3 separate regions of the Mus musculus genome follow, and all the other regions are linked to region 2. Evidence: chromatin loops called from intact Hi-C (ENCODE). Cell type or tissue: heart. All regions are shown on one strand. Each heading gives the region's core, and the rest is flanking DNA. Links, peaks and the distances in the headings are about the cores only.

The links. A loop is a pair of places that touch in the nucleus more often than their neighbours do. Peaks named below come from ENCODE experiments on the same cell type or tissue, not always from the same donor. Only the 100,000 strongest peaks of a DNase experiment are listed, where the experiment ranks them.
Region 1: it touches region 2 in a loop (8-fold over the local background); 7 of 42 quality-filtered maps call a loop at or near these places.
Region 3: it touches region 2 in a loop (1.9-fold over the local background); 3 of 42 quality-filtered maps call a loop at or near these places.

What each region holds. Positions count from the first base shown.
Region 1 is chr14:73,499,467-73,505,559 of GRCm38, reverse strand. No RefSeq gene overlaps it. Among named protein-coding and RNA genes, the nearest start is that of Med4, 7.5 kb to the left of the region's middle. In heart, for the core only: no CTCF peak of the experiment used is centred there; DNase peaks (open chromatin) are centred at 2,469, 2,779 and 3,529; H3K27ac peaks cover 1,195 bases.
Region 2 is chr14:73,382,687-73,388,779 of GRCm38, reverse strand. Itm2b (integral membrane protein 2B) reads left to right here and starts at 3,491. Exons shown (of 6, transcript NM_008410.3): 1 at 3,491-3,770. The coding sequence starts at 3,654. In heart, for the core only: no CTCF peak of the experiment used is centred there; a DNase peak (open chromatin) is centred at 3,419; H3K4me3 peaks cover 1,482 bases; H3K27ac peaks cover 1,703 bases.
Region 3 is chr14:73,241,456-73,247,548 of GRCm38, reverse strand. All of the region lies in intron 17 of Rb1 (RB transcriptional corepressor 1), which reads left to right. Among named protein-coding and RNA genes, the nearest start is that of Lpar6, 6.6 kb to the right of the region's middle. In heart, for the core only: no CTCF peak of the experiment used is centred there; no DNase peak of the experiment used is centred there.

The DNA of each region.
Region 1 (6,093 bases), core at 1,322-3,821, 120 kb before region 2:
ACTGGCAGACATTATTCTATCACCTGCTTCTGCTCTGGAAAACTCTTTTCCCTGGCCATTTCCCAAATTAAGTTTCCAGGCTCCTGTTGAAGATCAAGGGTGAGGTGGAGGAGCAGAAGTAGGCATGCCTCTCCCAGGAGCTCAGTATCAAGGGAAGGAATCCAGGCCTACAACATTCATTAGCTCCGTTCTCCAAGAAGCAAAAAGCTCTGACACTCTACCTGGATGCATGGGCCTCAGAGCCTCTAATCTTGGGGAGAAATATATCTACTAACATCAAGCTTCAGTTTGTGCTTACCCAGGGATGAACCCCTGTAGTAGGAATGGCCCCCTCTATGCAAACACCAGGCTGCACAGGTAAAGCCAATAAAGGAAGATACCTGCATCCTCTTCTGGCCTCTGAGTGAATGCTCACAAATGCACACACACACACACACACACACACACACACACACAGAGAGAGAGAGAGAGAGAGAGAGAGAGAGAGAGAGAGAGAGAGAGAGAGAGAGAGAAGGGGAATGGGGGAGACAGACAGACACAGACACACAGAGAAAATACTTAGGGAGGGTAAAGACAGAAAGCATTAAGGTAGAAGTGCCCTGGGTTTAGTGTTAGAGAATGGAACAGAGAGGACCAGAGAAAGAGATAACTCAGCCAAAGAGACAGAGCACTCCACCATCATCCTTTCTTGTTTGTCTTTAAGAAAACATCTTACTGTACAGCCTCGCTGTCCTGGTACTCACCACTGTGTAAATCCAGCTGGCACCAGGCCTGTGGCAAATCTCTAACTTCAAATGTGGGAGTCATCAACTTCTTCATTTAAATGTGTAGCAAAAAGAGCCTTGCCAGATGTGGCTCCTACGTCTTGGCCTTCCCACCTTCAAGGGTATCGCATTTCTGTTTATTATGGCAATCCAGCCTAAGGTATTCTCTGATGGTAGCACAGAGTGATTGGAGATGGTCTCTACTGGCTCAGTGTCTTCAAGAACCTTCTGAATTTAAGGACCCATGGTAGAGACTAATTGCTCTTAGCAGCCATCAGTCAACAAATTAATGTTGCTAAAGTACAGTCAATTACCTAGTACAAATGTAGTTCACTGCCATCTGAATTGCCTTGGCCAAATTCTAACTCATGGCTTTCAACAGAATAATTATTTTTGCTCTTTTCTTCCTAATGTTAAGACACAGAAGGATGACGGAAAAGAGGGAAAAAGAAAAAGAAAAGAATGGGGGAAGAAGGAAGAGGAAAAGAAGGAGGAAGCAAGCGAGGGAGGACAGAAGAGGGAGTTAAAATGGGAATGGAGAGGAAACAAAGATTTAAAGAGAAAGAAAGAAGAACAATTATCCCAGCATGGCTAACTCGGACTTGCGAGGCTGAGTCGGAAGGCTGGAAATTTAAGACCTAACGAAACTCTATATTCTGAGACATATCTATAGCAAGTTCATGCCTGCCTGGGAGATCTAATGAGACCCTCAAGAAAAGAGGCTGTGGAGCTAGGGCAGCAGTACAGAGGTGGTGTGCTTGCCTACTACATGGGAGACTCTGGGTCTAACCCTCAGCACCACAAAAAGAAATTACACAGAACTTGTTTTCCACAGACTAAGATGTTTAAATTGGTCTTCCGATATGCTGCCCCGGCCCTTTAACCTTTGAACAGTTTGTCCTACACCTAAGGACATGCTTAGCATTTTTTGTCATCACGAGACTCATCTCGAATCTTCTGTGAAGGTCAGTTTTACATTCATTTCAACCTTTGTTTTCTTCCCGATCAAAATATTTGCTTTGGCTGTGCTATGTGTGAGAGTTCCCAGAAACGTTTCCTTCAGCTGTTGGTAAGTTCGTGAGCATCCTGTCTTTCACTCTGGGAAGACAATTCAGAAAAGATTGGCTGTAATCTCTTTGTTTTCCGTTTCCTTGCATTTCAAACCAGTTTGCTTTTGCCCGTGAGCCCTCACGTGGTAAGACAGATGCTTGATAAATGCATAGTAATTTGATTTAATTCCTGAAGCATTTGATGAGCTTAAACAATATAGTTATATTGGCACAGTTTGCCTCGAATTTCCTTAACCTTGGGTCTGAATGTTTATCACAATCCAGAAAGAACTATATGGCCCTGTGCACAAATGAGTCACTGTACTCTACCCACAAAGGCTTGGAGATAAACATAGCTTAGTGCCAGCAAGTGCAGAACTGTATCCACCCCGAGACCCCCACATTGCCGTCCATTGTGTCTTCCCGAAAAATGCATTGTGATTTCCAAATTTCCATTAACTGTCAGATGCACCCAAAGGTGCACTCTCTGCCCAGATTTGTATCATTAAAGGCACAAAGGTGAATTTACTGCTAAATGTTTGAGTAAAAGCAACGAGGTTAAAGGAGGCCTCTTGGTCCTTGTTTCTGTGGAACAGTGGGCTCTTTGTCCTTTCAGAGCCTCTGGGGCTTGGCCCCCGGCCTCTTCTTGGATAACATGTTGCTCTTCGTCTTGCTGGACAGCTGCCAGGTCTAGTTCTCACCCCCCCCCTCCCCCAATAAGTTATTCCCTTTGGGCAGTCCCAATGCAGACATGCATACAGTGACTCCCTGTCCTCAGAAGTCAGGCTTCCAGAACATTCCCTGCCCATTTTGTGAATCTAATACCTGATATAAAATTTCTAATTACAGGCACTCAATTCTCTCTCCTAGGAGATCTGAAGCTTCAAAGGCTGCTGGTTGCCAGACCTTTTCTTCTCCCTGGAAAGCCCTTGCCAAATGGCCACATTTCACTCTGTCTGATCCAGGCTTTTTATCTGTTCTCAAGCAGACAAGGGCAAAACGCTTCATCTGCCGGCTGCTCAGGCAATCCACTTCCAGGATCTGCGTGTGCACACTCCCGACATACCAGTGTGTTGTGCAAATCACTGCAGAGCTATTTCTCAGGCTCCGGCCAAACCACTGAGATGCTTCTCAAACAAACAAACAAAAAAAAAAACAAACAAAAAATCCTTACAATTTCAAAGAGCGTTGGCACAAGTGAATTCTAGAAGTGTCAGCGGCTTTTCCCTATGGATGTATATCGAACTCACAGAGCAGTGGATGCAAGGTTCAAGATGAAAAGGGATGAAGTTAGGAGGTGCAAATATCGTTTCACAAGAGAGAATTCTGACACATGCATATTTAAATGTTTGCAAAAAAAAAAAAAAAAAAAAGCTTTTTGGCTTAGGTTGTTCTAGGGTGCTGATCAGAAACTTTAGATTCTCAGAAAAAGTGAAGAGTCTATCCAGGCTCTATCACCAAGGACTACGAAATGGCCAAAGTCCAAAGAGTCTAAAACTCTGACCTATCCTGCCTATTTTGGGTGATAATGGATATGTTTGGGTTCCTGTATGGCAGGTCCTGCCAGGAGCCTGAGTAGGTTCAAGGTGGCCCCAAGAAATGCAAGGCAAGAAAGGCAGCCATCAGAGCTGTCTCGGCCTGAATCATCAGGAGAAAGGGTCAAAGGCAAAGGTAGAGAGAAGGGTCCTGGGAAATCTCCTGGGCGGGGCGAACAAACCACTCTGGAGCCTCTGTTGATAGATGTTAGGCTGGATAATTTCCTGCTCTGCATTTCTCTTTGGAAACTGTAAACAGTGGTATGACATAGAGAGTGAGAGAGTAAGCAAGAGCGTTCAGACAGACCAAAAGCATGTGCACAGGTCTGAGCCCAGGCCCGTCTGCTTGTTTAAACCCCCAGCACAGGCAGGGAGTAGCTGTGATCCCGAGGACACAGCCAGAGACCCTGCTGACACAATGGGAGATGAGCCAAATGATCCCCACCCTCTACAGCTGACTTTCCAATGGGGAGGCAGAGCTTTAACAAGCCAGTATGAGAGAGACAGTTTTAGTTTATGGTAAATATTATAAAGGGGTGAGGGCCGCCTCAAATGGACAGCCACAGAAACTACCTCTAAGGAGGGCAAAGCTTTGGCTACGAACCAAGGGATGAAAACGAGAACTCATAAAAGCTCTGAGACACTAAAAGACAAGAAGGCCTCTGAGGTCTCTGACAAAAATCGACTCACTGTTGGGTTTGGGGTGGAAACCGAGAAAACGCACTTCCGTTCCAGAAGCTTAAAAATGAAAGTCTATTTTCTGGGGGTCAGGGAGTTGGCTAGGTCAGCATCTGAACCATGTCCCTGTAGGGAGACTGTACAACATTTTTAAAGGATGGGAGCACAAAGCAAGGGGGAGCTGGGGAGAGCCGCTGTGTTATTCAACTGTATTTTGACATTATGGGCTAAGCAAGGGAGCACCCGTTGGAGACTGAGCCATATCCAGGGCACCTGACTTCCAGGTCCTTAATTCACTCTCCTAGACATTGGGCCTGGAGCTCAGGGTGATAAGGGGACAAAGGAGCAGGCCAGTGGCATTCAGTTAATTAGGGAATAACAGGCAAATGGTTATATATGTTTTAGAACTTATGCACCATAGTTTATATAACAGCAATAGTCTTTACAAGTCAACAGACAATTGAGAAAGCATTTGTTTGGAGAAGTGGGATAGGTATTCATTCCTAGTCCTGGGAACATGACCTTGTTTGACCCACCAGCAAAATGGAGAAGTTGTCCTTGAGATGTGTGGACTCAGACAACCTGTTTACAACAGAAGATGTTCAGCTACAGGGAAGTCCCCAGCTCCCCTAAGGACTCGGACCTTGAATTTAGTTGGAAAACGAGTTGGCAGTACTTAGAATAAGTTTCTTTTGCTTGTTCTCTACACTCAACCCCAGCTAGGGAGCCATGACAGACCAAAGTACAGATGATGTTTTGTAATGCAGCAGGCTCATGCTCTTAACTCCAATTGGCCAACCCTCAGGGCAGTGTTCACTTAAACTCACCTAACTCATTGCGACTTCTCTTCCTCCATATTCTCCTTCTCCCGGTTCTCCTCTGATCACCAAGTCTGGGAATCTTAAACCCCGCCTACATCTCTTCTGCCCAGCTATTGGATGTCAACATCTTTATTCACCAATTAGAAATAATTTGGAGTCAAGGTCACATAGGGTCTATGGACTCCAGATTTTGGGTTCCCACAATCATCATTACAATAGAAAGCAAGCCCCAAACCTCAACAATGGGATTAGAAAGTCGAATGCTCTAAGGCACAAGTCATGAGGTTCAATGGAGAGTAATTTTGTAAAGATGTTGAAGTGTCTATATTCTGTGCTGGTATCAATGGGAAAGTTCCAAAGTATGTAGAAAATGAGCTGGGAGATGAAGTTAGAGTAGTCATTAGAAGACTCTACACTAACACAGGTACAGTGTGATGACTTGACACAAATGAAGAGAAGACTGATTGCCTCTGTAGCCATGGTGATTGCATCTGGTATTCATGGCATTTGCATCTGTAACCATGGCTTTAAAAAACAAATGTGAAGATTTGTGTATGGTTCTTGTAATCCCAGGGTTGGAAAGGTTGAAACAAGTGGATCCGGAAGTCAAGGCCATCCTTGGCTACTTAGTGAGTTTGAGGCCAGCCAGCCTGGATTAGGAGGAAACAAACAAACATGTGCCAGGGCTATCTATCTATCTATCTATCTATCTATCTATCTATCTATCTATCTATCTATCTATCTCAAGAAGTTGAGCCAGAAAGAATACACAAACTGAAACTGAAAGATGGACAAGCCATGATGGGCTGGGTAAATCAAATGGAGAAAGAAATCAGCCCAGGAATGTGTAGATGTGCTAGCAAGAAGAAAGCTACGGTGAGTACTGTGTAGGGGGGAAGGAGCAGCAGAAAAGAGGCTTGAGTTCGGCCCATGAGGTGGGGCACTAAGCAGCAGTTCCAGGAGCTGACAGAGGTCCCTGGAACCTTCCAGGTTCAGTTTCCATAAGGTTTAATGTTACTGTGTATCCTAGTCAAGAGTTACCACGAGTCTCGTCTGTCTTACTGCCCTGCATAACGGAGTCTCTCTTCTTCTGTGTATAAGCTAACTTGATTTTTTTATTTCAATATAAAAACATGAGTAAAACTGTAATAAAGCCGGATGTGGTGGTACAGGCCTTTAATATCAACACTTGGGAAGCAGAGACAGGCAGATCTCCGAGTTTGAGGCCAGCCTGGTCTACACAGTG
Region 2 (6,093 bases), core at 1,994-4,493:
CTTTGTGTTGAGTCATGCGCTCTCCTCCTCCACCGCCCCTTAGTTTACAGGGTCAACAAGCCAACTTTCTAAATCACGGGACTGGGATTGCTGTATTTGGTCTCAAGCCAGCTTCTTTATTATCTGTGTTGTTATGCACTACATAGCTCTGTAGACACACCAGACCAAACCAGAGAAGCAAAAACCCAGCGATTATTCCCAGACCGTCAGCCAACTGATTTTCAATCCTGTTGCTCACTGCTACCACACAAAATAATGGTCTTTTTTCACATGCCTTTATAAAATAAAAGTCCTAGGGCAGAGGAAAAATTCTGGTTTGTCTACCTCGCTGACTCTCCCTTTGCCTGGGTTTGCCAAGACTTGTAACAAATGGTATTGTTCAGAAAGGACTGTCTTCTCTTAGGCTACCTACTGTCAAATGCTTTGAGGACTTTTCTCTCATTTCATCCTAACATTGAGCTACGAATGCGTTCTGGCTTCGTTTCTAGTGTTGTGATGAATACTCTGACCAAAAGCCACTTAGGGAAGATAGCGTTTACTTGGCTTACAATCCAGGTTACCAATCCATCAAGTCAAGGCAGAAACTTAAAGTTCCTAGTCACATAGCATTCACAGTCAAGAGCAGAGAGAAACAAACCCATGTGAGCTGCTTGCTTCTTTCTGCTCAGCTAGTCTTCGTTGCTATACAGGTCAGGAAAATGCCTAGGGAATGGTGCTGCCCACAGTAGGCTGGGTCCATTCAAATCAATTAATGAGTAAGACAATCCCCCACCGATAAACCTGATCTAGATAATTCCCAGCTGATTCTAGGTCACGTCAAGTTAACAGGCATAATTAACCAGCACAGAAGGTTTGAATAAAACTTTAAAGGGGCATTGAGGTGGCTCAGAGGGTGGTGGCACTTACTGCAAAGCCTGGTATTCAATCCGAGATCCTACGTGGTAGAAAGAGAGAACTAATTCCTGTAAATTATCCTCTGACCTCCACACATGCATCATGGCACACGGATGCCCATCTTCCCACTCACAAATATCTCTCTTTTTTTTTTATTAGGTTTTTTTTGTTAGATATTTTCTTTATTAACATTTCAAATGTTATCCCCTTTCCTGGTTTCCCCTCCGAAGACCTCTTATCCCATCCCTCCTCCTCCTGCTCACCAACCCACCCACTCCTGCTTCCCTGACCTGGCATTCCCCTACACTGGGGCGTGTAACCTTCACAGGACCAAGAGCCTCTGCTCCCATTGATGTCCGACAAGGCCATATAAACATCTCTTTTAAAAAGTTGTATGAAGACCTTGTTTTAAGCTCCTGCAAGAGGTTCTAAAAATCAAAATGGAGGGAAGGTCATTGTCACCATGGAAATGATTTGTCCTTGAGAAATTAGGATTGAAGATACAACAGTTTCAACTTCTCCAACAGGTTTGCTCTAACTGTCGTGCTAATGAACTCTCCCCCCTTTAACCCTTAAAAAGACAGAGGTTACACTTACAAGGCAAGCTCCTAAGGAGATCAGACCTAGCCTTGAGTTAAGAAGCTCTTATACCTAGCAGGGGAGTCCCCACCTACCCCACTCCCACCCCACCCCCATCATTGTGGTCCTAAACAGTACCTGAATCCTCCATGATCTTTGTTGTGTCTGATATGTTGAGCTAAATCACATGATGCAAAACTTTTAACCAGACCCTCCAAAACTTAGAGAAGTCTGCTATTTCCTTTGCTCTGGGATGGCTTAAAAACCTCCTCAGAAGAGGCTCCTCTGGTTGCTCCCCACCATCCCTCTCAAGGCAGCTCAACCTTCTCTTATTTTTTTACTCTCACCATTGAGGAAGTGTCTCTCCTGGTTTTAAAGGGGAAGTTTTCTTCCCCGTAAGGGTCTGGGTTTTTTGTTTTGTTTTTAATATACCATACTATTTGATGCCTATTAAAACTCATCTGTAGTAGGAATAACCTCTTTCAGGACCGACCAACTCATACATCTACTCTATTGACTCAACTATCAGCAGTTGTTTATCTGACACTGTGTGACCTTAGTACTAACCAGTGAGCTATGGTTCCGCTGTTCTGCTTTCTTGTCTTGGCTTCCAGTGTGACTCTGGAATGACAATCTGCTTTCCTCTGCTTACTTTTTTTTTCTCTATTTATAAAACCATCCACCCCCTCACCTTCTCTTTCATGAAACGGAGTCCTACTCAGTCCCAGAGGCAAAAATAGAAATATGGGAATGGAGAGACGGCTCGGCAGTTAAAAGCATTTGTTGCTCTTCCAGAAGACCCAAGGCTTGGTTCCCAGCAACCGCATGGCGGTTCTCAACCATTTGTAACCCCAGTTCCACGGGACTTGACTCATTTTTCTGACTTCCTTAGGCACAGGTACATGTAGGCAAAAAAAAAAAAAAAAAAAAAAAAAAAAAATCATAGGCATAAAAATTAAATATTTAAAAATAAAAAGAAATAAAGATAATTCCCTCCTTGAATAGAGCCAGGGGCTCAAGAACTCTGGTCTCAACTGCTGTCTTCAAGGTTGGCCTAGGCCAGAGCTCACACAGCAGAATCCTTCTGGCCAACAGACACTCCTGTAGGTGGACAAGGAGAGGATATGGAGAAGGCTACAGGATCAGTCATTTGACCAAAGGACCATCTGGAGACATGGCTGTAAACCCAGTGTGTGGGCCAATGTCTTCTGTCAACCAGAAGCAAAAACCTCTTCAAAAAAGGAGAATTTTTTATTTTGAAGAAAAATAAGAACTTGTCCTAAGTACGTTGTCACAAATCACAGATTGGCCTAAGGCAAATATGGTTTTTTGTTTTGTTTTGTTTTGGCTTGCTTATACAAATGAGCTCGGTTGGTACATTTTGTTTTACCAGTTTAGAATTTTAGGAATACAAATGGATGAAGAGGGTTCCTGGTCATTGGCTTGAGATTAGGCTGGGCAGGAACTGACCTCTGAGGGAGGAAGAAAAGACCAGCTTAGTCAACCAGGCAACACCTTAGGGTGAGGTCTGTGGGAGATAAGTCAGATCACCAGGACACTAGGACACAGTGCTTCAAATATTCCTATGCTCTACTAAGTCGCTTACTAATAAATGATTAAACGGAGCTTTTGGGTTTGTTTGTTTGTTTTTCTCACACAAAAATTCCATGGCCTTTGGGCTCACAATCAAAGAGAATTTGGTGCTACCAGAAGTTAACTTATCCTACGTAGCCAACCGACAGAGTTCACCCCATTTTCTTATCAACTTGCAACACTGGGCCCCTGAGGAGAACTAGTTGGAAGCAAATTCAGAACCGGAAAATCCAGGCAGCCCAGAGGGGCAACAAGTCCTAGCTCAACCAGGCGCGCCCTCCACAAAGCCTGGCCAGATTCCCGCTGAGTCCTGGGTGGGGGTGGGGGGAACCAGGGAGGGTCTGGCGTGAAGCCAGGCCCCGCCCCGCTCAAGGCCCCGCCCCTCCGGGCCCCCGCCCTGCGCCCGCGCCCCAGCTGCGAGGCCGGAAACCGCGCTGCACTGAGCCGCTGCTGCTGTCGCGCAGTCCGCTCCTCCGCTGCAGAGTCGTGCCCTGAGCTCGGCCGACAAGGCTGCCTTCGCAGCCGGGATCCTGCCAGCCGCGACCCCAGCCTTCGCCGTCGCCGCCTAGGGCGCCCCAGGCCGCACCATGGTGAAGGTGACGTTCAACTCGGCGCTGGCCCAGAAGGAGGCCAAGAAGGACGAGCCCAAGAGCAGCGAGGAGGCGCTCATCGTCCCTCCGGATGCCGTGGCGGTGGATTGCAAGGTCCTGGCTGGGGTCGCGGGCGGGGTCCCGGCGGCGGGGACGGTTTCCCGGACGGTCCTCCGCTCCCGGGTACCGTGGTGTGTGTGTGTGCAGCGAGCGGGGCGGGGTCCTGGCCCTGGCGACCCCCGAGGGGACAGTTGCACAGGTGTACGAGGTCCCGCGGCTTTGCACTTGGCTTGGTAGCCCGGGAACCTGCAGCGACAGGCACCGCCACCACCGAGTTTGGCACTTTTTTTCCAGTATAAATACTGTGCCTAAAATGGCTGACATCATAACAAGCCTAAACCTCTGTTGTTTCCTACTTTCGTTTCTAGGCTGAACAGCACTTGGACTAAGTCCAGCAACTGTAAGCATCTTCATTTTTTAAAAGCCCTTTTCTTTTACAAACTCCCTTGCCTACAAATGGCCTTCGGTGTTGGCAGGTGAACACCTTGGGGTCTGGAGAGAGAAGACAACAGTATACTGGGAGTAGTTTCTGGCTGGTGATTTTATTATTGTAACAAATATTCCAGGTGAAAGTAATTGCTATTGTGGCTGTTCCCATGTAACCCAACAGTTGACTTTTATCAGCCTCTTTGTGGGTACTTCTGAATAAGTGAAACTGGAACCAAAACATAGGAATTTGCTCCCATCCCTACAAAATAGGTAACCTTTGTGTTACCACATCCCCGGTTAGCACTGAGTGATGCTGTCACTGGATTCAATTTTTAAAAGTGATGTACAGTAATATTCTTTTAAATATAAATATAATTTTTGCCTAAGTTTTCTTTTTGCCTTTTTAGGGCTTCTGACATTTGATACCTATGAATACTAACAGCGGGTGCTGCTTCGTTTTTCACTAACACTTTTTAATACCTATTGTCACTTGGGTAATTTTAGTTTTGACTTAAAATCAGTCGTTTGTGTCCATGGTACAAGTAGTAAGGAGAGTTTTTGTTTTTGTTTGTTTGTTTTTTAATGATCTAATGAAAATTACTGTAAAGAAACAGGCCACTAATACCCTATAAAATTTTTGGATATATAATAGCAGTCTGGGCTGTTTGGACATGTTTTCTGGAAACGTTCCAGCTAAAAGCAAACATCATGTTGATTTTTTTAAATGACTGTCTTCCCCTGAGATGAGAGAGCTGATTCCCTAAAAGGATTAAGGGTTCTGGTTTTAGTATTGTTTTCCTGAACCTAGTACAAACACTCTTGGTCTTGAAAACATGTTTAGAATTCACAGGTAAAAATTGTCATAGCAAATTATCATATCTCTTTTGTCCGGATGCACATTTTAATCTAGAATAGACCCATAGTCAAGCACCCAATCACAACAACTCTATATCTTGTTTGTGGAGACACCTTGAGTCTCCTCAAGCCCAGATAGGCCTTGAACTCTGCCCTTCCTTCATTTTCCTCCCCAAGTACTGGGATTACAGGTGTGCACAGCCATGCCCAGCTTCAAATATACATTCTCACTGATATTATATAGGTATATGGTCTTTAAATTCTAAAACTATAACTCCTCCCACGCTAAGCAAGCATCAATGATGTCATTTCTCTGTTTTTTATTCCAGGGTTGTAAAGGTTTCAAACTCTCAGACAAACGTCAGAATTCACTTTGCAGGGGAGCTTTGAATCAGTCTTGCCATTTATGAAGTAGCAGTCTTATTTTTGAGCTCTTAAGGATTTTTCATATGCTCACCATAATTTAATTTTTATTTCACAGTAACTGTCTATAGCTGTACACTTTGCTTTTATTTCTTAATTTCTCTGATTTCTCTATCCAAAGGAAGATACTTCAATTAAGCAGTGAGGGCTTGTGTTCTTCTATAGCCACACAGAAGTCACAGCTAAATTGGTTTGGTTAATACAGAGAGAGGGAGAGAGAGAATGAATTCTTTTTCCAGCTATAAGCTGGAAGCCTTTTCTCAGTGGGGACAGTATCTCTACAATGGGAGTAGGTGGAATAAAGGAAAAGCCTGCTTGCCTAGCGAGAGAACTGATCTCATCCCAGAGCTGCGGAGTGATTACATAATGTTCTGATGTTCCTTTGGGCTGCACTGTGTGGCAACCACCTTGTCCGACCGCCCGGGCTGGGAACAGAATTAGCCTTAATGTGTTCTGCCTGGGGCATTTCCTCTGGTCAAGAGGACCAAGCTGGTTTGAGAACTTGGAAAGAAAGCCCTTTAGCACTTTTACACAGCAGCCACGGACCTGTTTGTACAGCCTGTGCTTGAGGAGTGCCCCGTGGGTATCTGTAAGAATTCTGCTGTCTCCTGTCAGGGGCTTATGTAACATACGTACACAGGGCCATTTACACCGCTGTCTTCTGCTGCTG
Region 3 (6,093 bases), core at 1,322-3,821, 140 kb after region 2:
CATGGCAATGCTAGTTCACCATTCAAGTACAGACAGGACAAGAGACAGCAACTGTAGAAAGGCTAAGAAGTATCTTCTGTCCTTTACCTGTGGAATGGAAGTACACCAGCTCTAATTTAGAAGATGAACAGGGATCGTTGACATAAGAGAATACAGTCCTGACATCTCCAGTTTCAGCTTGTGATTTCCTAACTAGTATAGTGAAGATAGAATTCTAGATGTGCAAGAAAAAGAGAAATGAATGAAATACTCATCTTAACTGGGTAGCATCTGGATTTTTCTAGGTTTCTCCAGCAGAGTAAGACAACTCCGAGTGCCGGGCATAAGGCGGTTGTCCTTTAGTCATCTGAAGCTACTGACTGCATTTTGTAAAACAGCACAGCTTTTCTCTTTCCTAAGCACTTATGCCCTGGTGCTCCCTCTGGGCCAGCACTGTAGAGTCACTTCAGCATGTGTATTTATAGCCCTCTCATGTGTGCTCTTTAAACTTACTTTATTGGCTTTTAATATTTTATAATTTTGCTCAAGATCACCAAATATCAAAAGTCGTTAGTTTGTTTTTGATTTTCGTCTTTTCCTGTGTTGCTATAAGTGATAGATTTAAGACATATGGGCCAGAGATACAGGCCATGGGTAAAGGTACTTAGCTCCAAGCCTGACAGCTTAAGTTCAGTCCTCAGTCCTTGTAACTTCTATAAGTGTGTGCTGGTGTCTGCGTGCTCTCCCTACTTCCCAGCACAAGAAGACAAATAAACCTAATTTTAAAAGTTTATTTTTAAAGCAATGTTAATGAAATGTAGAACAGAAATTTTATTTCTAACTCTTCTGGGTTTTTAAGAATTATTATTGCTAGCCAGGCGTGGTGGCGCACGCCTTCACGCCTTTAATCCCAGCACTCGGGAGGCAGAGGCAGGCGGATTTCTGAGTTGGAGGCCAGTCTGGTCTACAAAGTGGGTTCAGGACAGCCAGGGCTACACAGAGAAACCCTGTCTCAAAAAACAAAAAAACAAAAACAAAATTATTATTGCTACATTTTAGGTGGCTTTTTTGTTATTTGTTTGTGTATTACCATTCACTAAAATATAACAGAGAAGCTAGACATGGTTGTGTATATCTGTAACCTAAGCACTCGGAAGGCAAAGACAGAAGGGTACTGAATTCAAGACCAGCCTCTGCTGTGTAGTACAAGGTAGAAGGCAGCTTAACATGCCTAGTACCCCAGGTTCCTTTCTTTCAGAAAAAGGAAAACAAAAAACAAGAGAATTATATATAATAGAATTTCCCTTTAAGATTTTATTATGCTCTCTTATGATTTCTTTCAAAAACATCTAATAGATAATTGTTTTTAAGTCACTTTTATTTTTGGAATTAAAATGCTTTGTCATTTTTATCATTATGCTCATAGCATATTTTAGGGTAATTTTTCTGGGATTTTTTTCCTTTTCATACTAAGAAATACTAGTTTTAAAATTCATTGTTTTCATTTTGTTTTGTTTCTTTTCTGTAAACATTGAAATGAGAACAGCCCAGAGAGGATTGGGTATAGGAGTCACTGGATTCATTTGTTCCTTAGAATAGCTGTTACATTGTCTTTCCAGATGGGATATTTGTAGCGTTGTGCTGTGCGTATGAGACACCACCAGGCTCATGTGACTTCATAGTTTAACAGGTTGATCTGAAGCAAACTTTTCCACAGTTCAATTCAAATGGAAGGCGACCGATTCCTGTTCTTGGAAAATGCTGAAGATTGCTCTGACATGCAAATATGTTCTCTCTGCAACCTGCTTTTGCAACCTCCTCCTCCTCCTCTTCTACATCCTCCTCCTCTTCCTCCTTCCCTTCCTCTCCTCTTCCTTCTCCTCTGGCTCCTTCCTCTGTTTTTTAAAACCAACATATTTTGTTGTTGTTGTTTTTCTCTTCAGTAGCTAAAATTTTACTGAACTATGTGTTCTAGTCTCTTTACTCGGAGACGTCCTAAAGACCAGCACATAAAATATAGCCCAATTTTGATCCATCCATTAGCTGACTGTGAGCATCCACTTCTGTGTTTGCTAGGCCCCGGCATAGTCTCACAAGAGACAGCTACATCTGGGTCCTTTCGATAAAATCTTGCTAGTGTATGGTTGGAGAAGTAGCTCTTATTAAAAATATTATTTTGAAGATTATGTTGTTCAGAATGAAAAGATTTATGAAAGAAGCCTTTGTTGTTTTTCGCTGTAGTAAAGGTGTTTATTATTAGTGTGACTTCCCATGTGTAACTTATACTGTACAGTGCCTTTCCTCTCTCTCCCATCTCCTCCAGTATCCTTCCCTCCCCTTTCTCTTGTTGTTTCTATCCAGCTAACCTTTTATATACTTATTTCTTAAAATGATTTTTCTAGTTCAAACTAACAAACTTCTGAGCACAAATCTTTACTTCCTCTATTCTCAGGACATTGTAGAACAACAGAAATGTACTCTCACACTAGGACTCACATAGACGGGACAAACGCAGCAGAGCTGAGACTGTCAAGAGGAAAAGAACAAAGAAAGTAGAGGGATTAATTCATTTTATGAGGATAAAAACTAAATGAGGGTGTTTTGATGGGTGTAACAGAATAGAACAGATCATAATACAAAGAACACACACAGCAAAGTGCTTTCAGGGAGATGGGAGCTTCAGCCTCGAAGCAAATACAGGAATTGTCATTGCCAGAATTCTCTAGAGTACCAACTGGTATGTATCAAAATTATCTGAGACTTATAAAAACACAGGTTACAGATTGTTAGGTACAACCCCAAAGTTTCTGGGTTGGAGTTCAAGAATTTGTGATTCTACCATGTTGGTGGATGGTGGTGGTGGGTGTCTGCAAACATGAAGTTCCTGGACCCTTGCCTCAGAGACCCATGCCAGTCTGTCAGGAACTTGCAAGTGTGTCTGCTCCTCTTCGGGTAAATCAGAGGTATGCAGCTTGGATTGAAGCCTAGTATTAATTATTGTGCAGTGCATAATCTATACACATGTAAGCAATTCTGTCTAACTGTGGGAATTGTCCTCATAAACCCATTGCAAGCTGTGAATATCATAAGTCAAAAATGCCTTTGATGCCATTAACCCACAGAGTAACTTGTTTGGCCTGTCATGAAGTGGCTGCCAGGAAGCTTGTAACTCTGTTGCTGCCTTGTACTGAAGAGATATCATGGAACATATTACTAACTGGGAAAAGAGAATTCAGTTTGAAGTACAGTTTCCACATAATGTATACTACTTTCATGCTGTATTAAAAAGTAAGTGAGCATCCTGTAAGTCAGGGACCATCTATACATGCCTGACCAGCTAACCTTCAATTTTTTGATGGGTTCTTTTTTTGTTTTGGTTTTGGTTTTGGTTTTGGTTTGGTTTTGGTTTTTTTGAGACAGGGTTTCTCTGTATAGCCCTGGCTGTCCTGGAACTCACTTTGTAGACCAGGCTGGCCTCGAACTCAGAAATTCGCCTGCTTCTGCTTCCCACGTGTTGGGTTTAAAGGCGTGTGCCACCACCGCCCAGCTCAACCTTCAAATTTTGTATGCACATAAACACCCAGGCATGCAGTTTCCTATTGATGTCAAATGGAAAATCTGAGCAGGAACAGCTACCCTGAGACTTCTATAGCAGATCTGAGTGTGCTAGGAATGCAGAGGTAATTTTTCCTGGGAAGGAAAATACAAGAAACTTCTGTGCTATTGGATTAGGTTACGTTACTTCTTATCTTCGTATCAAGGAGTACTTGGTTCATTTTCTCTCTATTCTTCTCTCCAAGAAAGATCAGTGTGTGTGTGTGGGGGGGGGGGGTGGGAGGGGGTAATCAGGGAAAGAATATAATAATAATAAATAATAATAACGGAGGAAATTTTCTACATCTGTTGATAACATAGGGCTTCACTCAGAAAAGACCCACTTGGTATGCTAAGCATGATGAGTATACATTTGGTCATATCACAGTTAGTTAAGGAGAATGTTAAAATTATTTATGGAGAATAAAATGCAGATCACCATTGCAGTTGTCATTCAGAACACTGAATATTTGACAGTCTCGTATTCTTTATCTGTGTGTATGTACGTGTGTGTGTGTGTGTGTGTGTGTGTGTGTGAGAGAGAGAGAGAGAGAATGAGAATAGGGTAATTATTAGAACCAAATGAATTAATACTCAGTGTAGGTACTACTCAAACAAATAGATAAGGGGAGGAGTTTTTCTGGAGTTACCTAACAATTTTTTAAATAATTGGCCTGTTGTGATAATTTTTCTTTTATTAAAAAAAAAAAGTTTTCTTTTGGAAAGAAGGCTCAGAGGTTAAGAGAACACACTGCTTTTCCAGAGAACCCAAGGTCAGTTCACAGTATCCATGGTTGGTGCTTAGAATCACCTGTAACTGCAGCTTTAGGGGATCTAAACTAAGCGAGTGCATGCGTGCGCCCGCGCAAACACACACACACACACACACACACAGAGTTAACAATACTAAAAATCCATCTTTGAAAAATAGCAGATGAGTAAAAATGGTAAGATAAAATAAAAATTTAAGAGTTCATACTTGTATGAATATAAGTGTCTCTAGAAAATACTGCTGATTGAGCCATATTGTCAGTCACCAAGTAATTGTCAATTCAAATATGTTCTATACCCATAAGTTTCTTGATTATTCCCCTTGAATTTTGAACATTTCAGAAGTCATGTTACCAATGGGTAATTTAGTTTTCAGGCTAGTTCAAACAGGTTATTTTATGATTACTTTGAAATGTTGTCCTTGTGTAAGAACTTTTTATAACATGCTTTCCATTGAACAACTAAATTTATAGTGAAAAATAGTGGGTCTTATCTTCCTTCCATCTGGAGTTGGATGGCCTGTAAGCATTAAAGTTTAGTTGCTGAGAAACTAGCAAAGATTCTTCTAGGCATTAATAATTTAATATATGTCAAAAAATTACGTTCATTAGGGTTCTACCACATATAACCAAATGCATTTTCTGTAGCTGTTTCATCCACAAATTAGTCTTTCTGCATTGGAAGTATGAACTCTGCTTCATTTTCTGTTTTCTGTTTCCTGGTCGAGTGGCCAATTTCTCTAATGATCAGTGCTTATAATTAGGATTTATACTTCAAATTCATTGTTACTATTTCAAATGTAAATATTAAGGCTTGTTCAGAACCTTGATAGTATCTTGATTTTTTTTCCCCCTATGGAAAGACAATGAACAGCATACATATTAAGTTTGGAGCCAGTTTTTAGGGTGCCATAAAGCTGTCTTCCATGACAATACTCTGATCTTCCTTTCTTTGAAGAAAGGCAGTGTAAAAAGAAGGCTTCTACCATCTGTCCCTTTATGAAGATGTTGAAAACTGTTTGAGGAGGAGCAGGAATGGCAGGATTGATACTGTCATTTTAAAGTAATAAAAGGTTACAGTCTCAGTGTTTTCATGTATGTTTGTGAGTAAGGGGGAAATAGAAAACCCTAAAATACGTAACTTACCTCACATTTTGTTACTCAAAAAGGAAAATAACATACATTTTGTTGTGATACTCTTTTGTCTAGATAGGTAAGATTTACCCAGTATTTTAAATTTCTTTTTCGGTAGTGTTGGTATTAAACCTAGGGTCTTCACATATAGGTAAGCTCTGTACACCGGCTGTATCACCTGCCCTTAATATTTGATCAACATGAGAAAATTACAACTTTTTAATCTATTGTGACACTTTGTTAAGAATCTTACCAAAGTTGCCCAGTGGTGGTGCATACGTTTGATGCTAGCACCCAGGAGGCAGAGGCAGGTAGATCTCTTGAGTTCAAGGGCAGCCTGATCTACAGAGCAAGTTCCAAGGCAGCAACGACTACACAAAGAAACCCTGTCTTGAAAAAACAAAAAATTTAAAGAATTTTACAAAACTTTTGACTCATGTTTGTTGTTCAGACAAGGGCAATAAGATCTTCTCCACTGAGTCTAGTAGTGACGGTTATTTGATGACTGCCTTTCTAGGACTTTAAAGTAAGACACATGCCTTGAGATTCCTCCTTAGGGTTTTCTCATGAACCCTGCACATAGAAAGTTCGGAGAAATGCAGAACTCCATGATCCT